2 separate regions of the Homo sapiens genome follow, and region 1 is linked to region 2. The links are chromatin loops, found by intact Hi-C in ENCODE. Cell type or tissue: mammary epithelial cell. All regions are shown on one strand. Links, peaks and the distances in the headings refer to the core of each region. The heading gives the core; the rest is flanking DNA. Region 1 overlaps TANC1 (tetratricopeptide repeat, ankyrin repeat and coiled-coil containing 1). Region 2 overlaps TANC1 (tetratricopeptide repeat, ankyrin repeat and coiled-coil containing 1).

The links. Peaks named below come from ENCODE experiments on the same cell type or tissue, not always from the same donor. Only the 100,000 strongest peaks of a DNase experiment are listed, where the experiment ranks them.
Region 1: it touches region 2 in a loop (5-fold over the local background); 2 of 110 quality-filtered maps call a loop at or near these places.

The regions. Positions count from the first base shown.
Region 1 is chr2:159,155,942-159,158,746 of GRCh38, forward strand. The region is part of intron 7 of TANC1 (tetratricopeptide repeat, ankyrin repeat and coiled-coil containing 1); the gene reads left to right. Among named protein-coding and RNA genes, the nearest start is that of MIR6888, 29 kb to the right of the region's middle. In mammary epithelial cell, for the core only: a CTCF peak has its summit at 1,570; DNase peaks (open chromatin) are centred at 1,060 and 1,600; H3K27ac peaks cover 2,222 bases.
Region 2 is chr2:159,034,803-159,037,607 of GRCh38, forward strand. All of the region lies in intron 2 of TANC1 (tetratricopeptide repeat, ankyrin repeat and coiled-coil containing 1), which reads left to right. Among named protein-coding and RNA genes, the nearest start is that of TANC1, 68 kb to the left of the region's middle. In mammary epithelial cell, for the core only: a CTCF peak has its summit at 1,426 (motif pointing right); a DNase peak (open chromatin) is centred at 1,409.

The DNA of each region.
Region 1 (2,805 bases), core at 162-2,661, 120 kb after region 2:
CTACCTCCTGCTAGGCTTATAAAATGAAAGTGATTCCAGAGGTAGCTTTAGACCTTTTATTTCCTGGACTTTGTGCCCCAAGGGAGATAATCAGATGCAGAGGCACACAAAGATGAATTAATTGTACTTTATTTTCCTTTTTGACTTGTTGTAAATCCTGCCCTTTTGATTTTATGCTAATACTGCTTTGTTGCCACCTGTATCGCCCTGCTCACTACTAAATTGAAATGCTTTGAAATTGATTTGGTAATAACTATTTAGACTGTTTCAAGTCTGGGTTAATATTCATTTTGCTACGTTGCCTGCAATTTTTAAAATCATCCTTAATTATAGAAGCCTTTTTTTTAAAATCTCTTGGGTGAAGAGAAGAATTTTTCTTTATGTATATAATTTGGTAATATGCTTAATGTGGGAAAGAAATTCTTGGCAATGATTTGAGTCAGCAAAGAGCCTGCTGTACTTTTATTCAGACTGTAGTTGGATTCTTCAGGCTGTTCTATTGGTGTAGCAAGCATTTATTGGCGCCTACTGTGTACCAGGAGCAAGCATGTTCAGTACTGGGACAATAAAGATAAGGCACAGCATCTATTGTCAAAACTTGTCCACTTGTGGGACTACAAAATGGTCTTCTGTTCTGTGGAGAGTCTGAGCAAGTTGTGAATTACTGAGAAGAATTTAAGACATGACAGTGATTGATACCTCTGACGGAAGATGTATGCTGTGGGCGCATAATGATACCACTAATCGAACTCTTTTCCAAAGTCTGGAAAAGGGTCATTAGACTGTGTGAGAAGCTCCAGTGTCTGTGCACAGGTTATGTGAGGCTTTATCAAAACACTGTGCTTTTTCTGGAAAATGTCATGTTATTTAAGTCCTTAGACTTGTCTCTGGAGACTTCTCAGTTGGGCAGTGTGGTGGGTCCCATCCTCCCCGCCCAGCACCACCTGCTCCCAGCCATTCCTTTAGGTGTTTCCTTAGTTGAAGAGCCTGATGAATGTGGCTGGGAATGTGCGGCTCGGGCCCCTGGCCTTGCTGCATGTCATAGCAGAGCATGCCTTGCGCAACACAGGTGAGCACTGAGCTAGAAATTTCGTACAGAGATCTGGCTGTCACAAGCCAGCATACGGGGCTCCCAGAGCAAGGCCAGAGAGGGAGCAGGGCCCTGTGGCGCATTGGATGGGGCTGGGCAGTTGCAGAAGGAGAAGCCAGAAGTCTCCTGAAGCTGAAGGTTACCATGCAGGGTTGGGGCGGGGGTCCCACCTGGGACATTCTGTTGGCATTCCAGGCAAGGTGGCTTAAGTGCCTTCACTAGACCCCTCAGGTTAAAAGCTGTGGCCGCAGGTGAACCAGGGACTTTGTTCTCTGTGGTTGGTTAGTTTGCAGGTGGCCGGGCCTAGGTAGGGGTGGAAATAAAAGTACAGTCTGGCAATTCTGGCCAGAAAGGTTTAAGTCAGGCCGGTTTCATTGTGCAGGCTTTCCCTTACACACTTGGGAAAATCCAAAATGTGGCCTGGTGGCTTGAATGCCTGCTGGGTGTGAGGTGTGGGTGCACAAGAGAGGGACGCCACCTGTCAGCCAAGAGGCCTACAGACTTCTGCGCGCGTTGCCTTGACTTGTCTCTGATCTTTTCCTGATCGGACTTCCTCTGCAGCAGTGAAACCTAATTTGGAAAGTTCTTAGTCACAGGAGGCAGTCTCGCTACAGTAGTGGGCTTTTCCTTTTCTATTCACTTCTTCCTTTCATCCACTTTTATGAGCGGCCATTATGTTCCTTTCTTGTTTGATCCTTAATTCATTGGTCCAGTGTTTTAACTTTAAATTCTTCCTGTCAACCACTAAGCTAAATACAGAGGTTAAAAAATGTTTGCTTTTTAAGTGCTACTTTATTTTTCTTCAGTTGTGTGGGGAGGAAAACATTCCTGAGCATTCATGATGCCTGAGGCACTTGACATATGCCCTTATGTCTAATTTTCTCTGCAACCCAGGGAAGGACAAATCACTCTCTTCAGAGAGTCCTCTCAAAATGCGTATTTTCTATTATAATAGTATATGTACATAATTTATAGTACATGTATTTGGGATGTATGCCAAGTCTTGTCTTAATAGTATGGTATGATCAGAGCAGTGTAGAGAGGCCGGGCATGGTGGGTCACGCCTGTTATCCCATCACCATGTGAGGCTGAGGTGGGAGGATCGCTTGAGCCCATTAGTTCAAAACCAGCCTGGGCAACATAGGGAGATTTTGTTTCTACAAAAAAACTTAAAAATGAGCCAGGGGTGCTGGTGGTGCATGCCTGTGGTCCCAGCTACTCAGGAGGCTGAGGTGGAAAGATCGTTTGAGCCCGTGAGGTCGAGGCTGCAGTGAGCTGTCATTGCACCACTGTACTCCAGCCTGGGCAACAGAGCGAGACCCTGTCTCGAAACAAAAAAAAACCATGTAGAGCCCCATTCTAGGATAGAGTGGGACTTAGGGCATTCTGGGGCTTTCCTGTCCATAGGGCTGTTAATGAGAGTCAGTGAGTTGAAGTGCAAAAAGAACTTAGAATGAAGCCTGGCATATAGTAAACAGTATTCCAATATTCATCTTAGCCACTGTTGTGATTTCTTAAGGATCATTACTTAATTCCTCACCAGTGAATTTGAAATGCTCAAAACAGACATGTAATAAACCAAGATTTTTCCTTTTCCATGAAGGTATGAGTTGGGGAAAGTATGAAATAGGGCAAGAGAAAAGATGCATTGAGGAGTCACATTCATAAGACTGTATTCTTCTTATAAGTGGGCAGAAAGCTTTACTCCTAAGTTT
Region 2 (2,805 bases), core at 300-2,799:
ATTTCTGTGGTATTGTTTCCACTGTGCTGTGGTTGAGTGTGACTTGAACGTCCTCACGAACTCACCGACGCTGGCTTTGCCTGAGTGGTCTTTGTCACGTTGTTTAGCCTCTCTGGGCCTCACATTGTAGTCAAAGCAGTGTTCAATGCTGCAGAACCCTTTACAGCTGGAGGATTTGGACCGTCACATGGAATCGATGGAGACATGCTTTGGTCCATGAACACATACAGTAGCCTTTGTCTTGTGGTCTGAGGAGGCCCAGTGCTAGGCTTTAGAAGGGTACTTGGGAGAAAAAAAATTTTTTTGATGAATACTTCTATTGGATAAACAAATTTGAAGTGTGTCTGTTCATCCTTGCAAGAAAGTGATGACCACGAGGTAAACTGTAATAATTCTCTATGAAGTTTTTTTTTGAAGGAGTCAGTGGGAAATTAGATCTGAAAAGAAAAAGCTATTGATGGGCATTTGAAATTCTCATTCAGCTAGTCTCTAACCTCCTGTGTTTTAGGTTTCAGAAAAATTCCCACAATAAGTATATTTTGTCATCTTTTACATGAGAATATTTTGTGGTGTAATGCTCATTTTTTCAAAACTATCATGGGCCCAAATGCTGGGTTGTGCATTGAAAAAGGCCTTTGAACACAGGAATGCCAAAACAGTAAAAGTTCATAATTTTTTTGCTAATCTAAAATTTATTCTGAAGAACAACAACAAAAATCTCAAGGCATAGTTTCTTTTCTGCGTCTGATAGGTGATCTCGCTGTAGTTATAAGTAACCTCTCAAACACCACTCAGTTTCTCTGGTCTCATTGACCTTCCTTTTTCCTTTCTGTAATTACTAAAGAAGGCCCTTAAAACCCATGTAGGACCAAATACAGAATCTAAACTCTGTGATCTCATCACCACAAAAACAGGCTGGAGGGACAGTCTTCCTCCTCTCAGGAAGCTGCCTTCCTTGAGATCTCTGCGACTCTGTAATTTATAGTGGTGCCTTTGTAGCTTTAAACTCAGAAAGGACTTTTCCCCTGCTGCCCTTACAGAAGTTTTATAAATGGGTTGCTGTAGGTGGGGAAGAGGCCAAAGAGAAAGTGCATGTCTATGTGTACATGACCTGTTAGATTTAATTTTAAGGGTGCACACGCATCTGTGGGTCCTCCGGACAGAGGGTCTGAGAGCGGGCATGCTGTGAGAGTGGGCGTGCTGTGGGCTGTGATGGGTATTCTTTTATACTTGTCTGTCGGTTGTGGTTAGGACAGATGAGGAGTCTCCCTTTTCTGCTGAGGTGTGCTTTATGAAAGGAGACTTGGCTGAAGGACATGCAGCAGCTGGGAGACGATTCCCTTCCTGGCTGCCAGGGCCCTCTCCCTTTTATGAGCCTGTCCTGGGAAACCTCAGGTATTTGAGCTACGACTGTTCACCAGGTGGTGCTGTCCTGCAGTGAATGCTTAGATACTATGCCAGTGAGGTCATCAACCTTATGTAGGAAAAACCTAGGGTGCTTAGAAGCTCTTGCAGCATTTGCAAGCTGTCGCTGAACGTGAGTTGAGGCTTTTTGTAAAAAATTATTATTATTATACTTTAAGTTCTAGGGTACGTGTGCACAATGTGCAGGTTTCTTACATATGTATACATGTGCCATGTTGGTTTGCTGCACCCATTAAGTCATCATTTACATTAGGTATCTCTCCTAATGCCATCCCTCCCCCATCCTCCCACCCCATGACAGGCCCTCGTGTGTGATGTTTCCCGCCCTGTGTCCAAATGTTTTCATTGTTCAATTCCCGCCTATGAGTGAGAACATGCAGTGTTTGGTTTTCTGTCCTTGTGATAGTTTGCTGAGAATGATAGTTTCCAGCTTCATCCATGTTCCTACAAAGGACATGAACTCATCCTTTTTTATGGCTGCATAGTATTCCATGGTGTATATGTGGCACATTTTCTTAATCCAGTCTATCATTGATGGACATTTGGGTTGGTTCCAAGTCTTTACTATTGTGAATAGTTCCACAATAAACATACATGTGCATGTGTCTTTATAGTATAATGATTTATAGTCCTTTGAGTATATACCCAGTAATGGGATGGCTGGGTCAAATGGTATTTCTAGTTCTAGATCCTTGAGGAATCACCACACTGTCTTCCACAATGGTTGAACTAGTTTACAATCCCACCAACAGTGTAAAAGTGTTCCTGTTTCTCCACATCCTCTCCAGCACCTGTTGTTTCCTGACTTTTTAATGATCGCCGTTCTAACTGGTGTGAGATGGTATCTCATTGTGGTTTTGATTTGCATTTCTCTGATGACCAGTGGATGATGAGCATTTTTTCATGTGTCTGTTGGCTGCATAAATGTCTTCTTTTGAGAAGTGTCTGTTCATTTCCTTTGCCCACTTTTTGATGGGGTTGTTTGATTTTTTCTTGAAAATTTGCTTAAGTTCTTTGTAGATTCTGGGTATTAGCTCTTTGTCAGATGGGTAGATTGCAAAAATTTTCTCCCATTCTGTAGGTTGCCAGTTCACTCTGATGGTAGTTTCTTTTGCTGTGCAGAAGCTCTTTAGTTTAATTAGATCCCATTTGTCAATTTTGGCTTTTGTTGCCAAAATTGTTTTAGTCATGAAGTCTTTGCCCGTGCCTATGTCCGGAATGGTATTGCCTAGGTTTTCTTCTAGGGCTTTCATGGTTTTAGGTCTAACATTTAAGTCTTTAATCCATCTTGAATTAATTTTTGTATAGGTATAAGGAAGGGATCCAGTTTCAGCTTTCTACATATGGCTAGCCAGTTTTCCCAGCACGATTTATCAAATA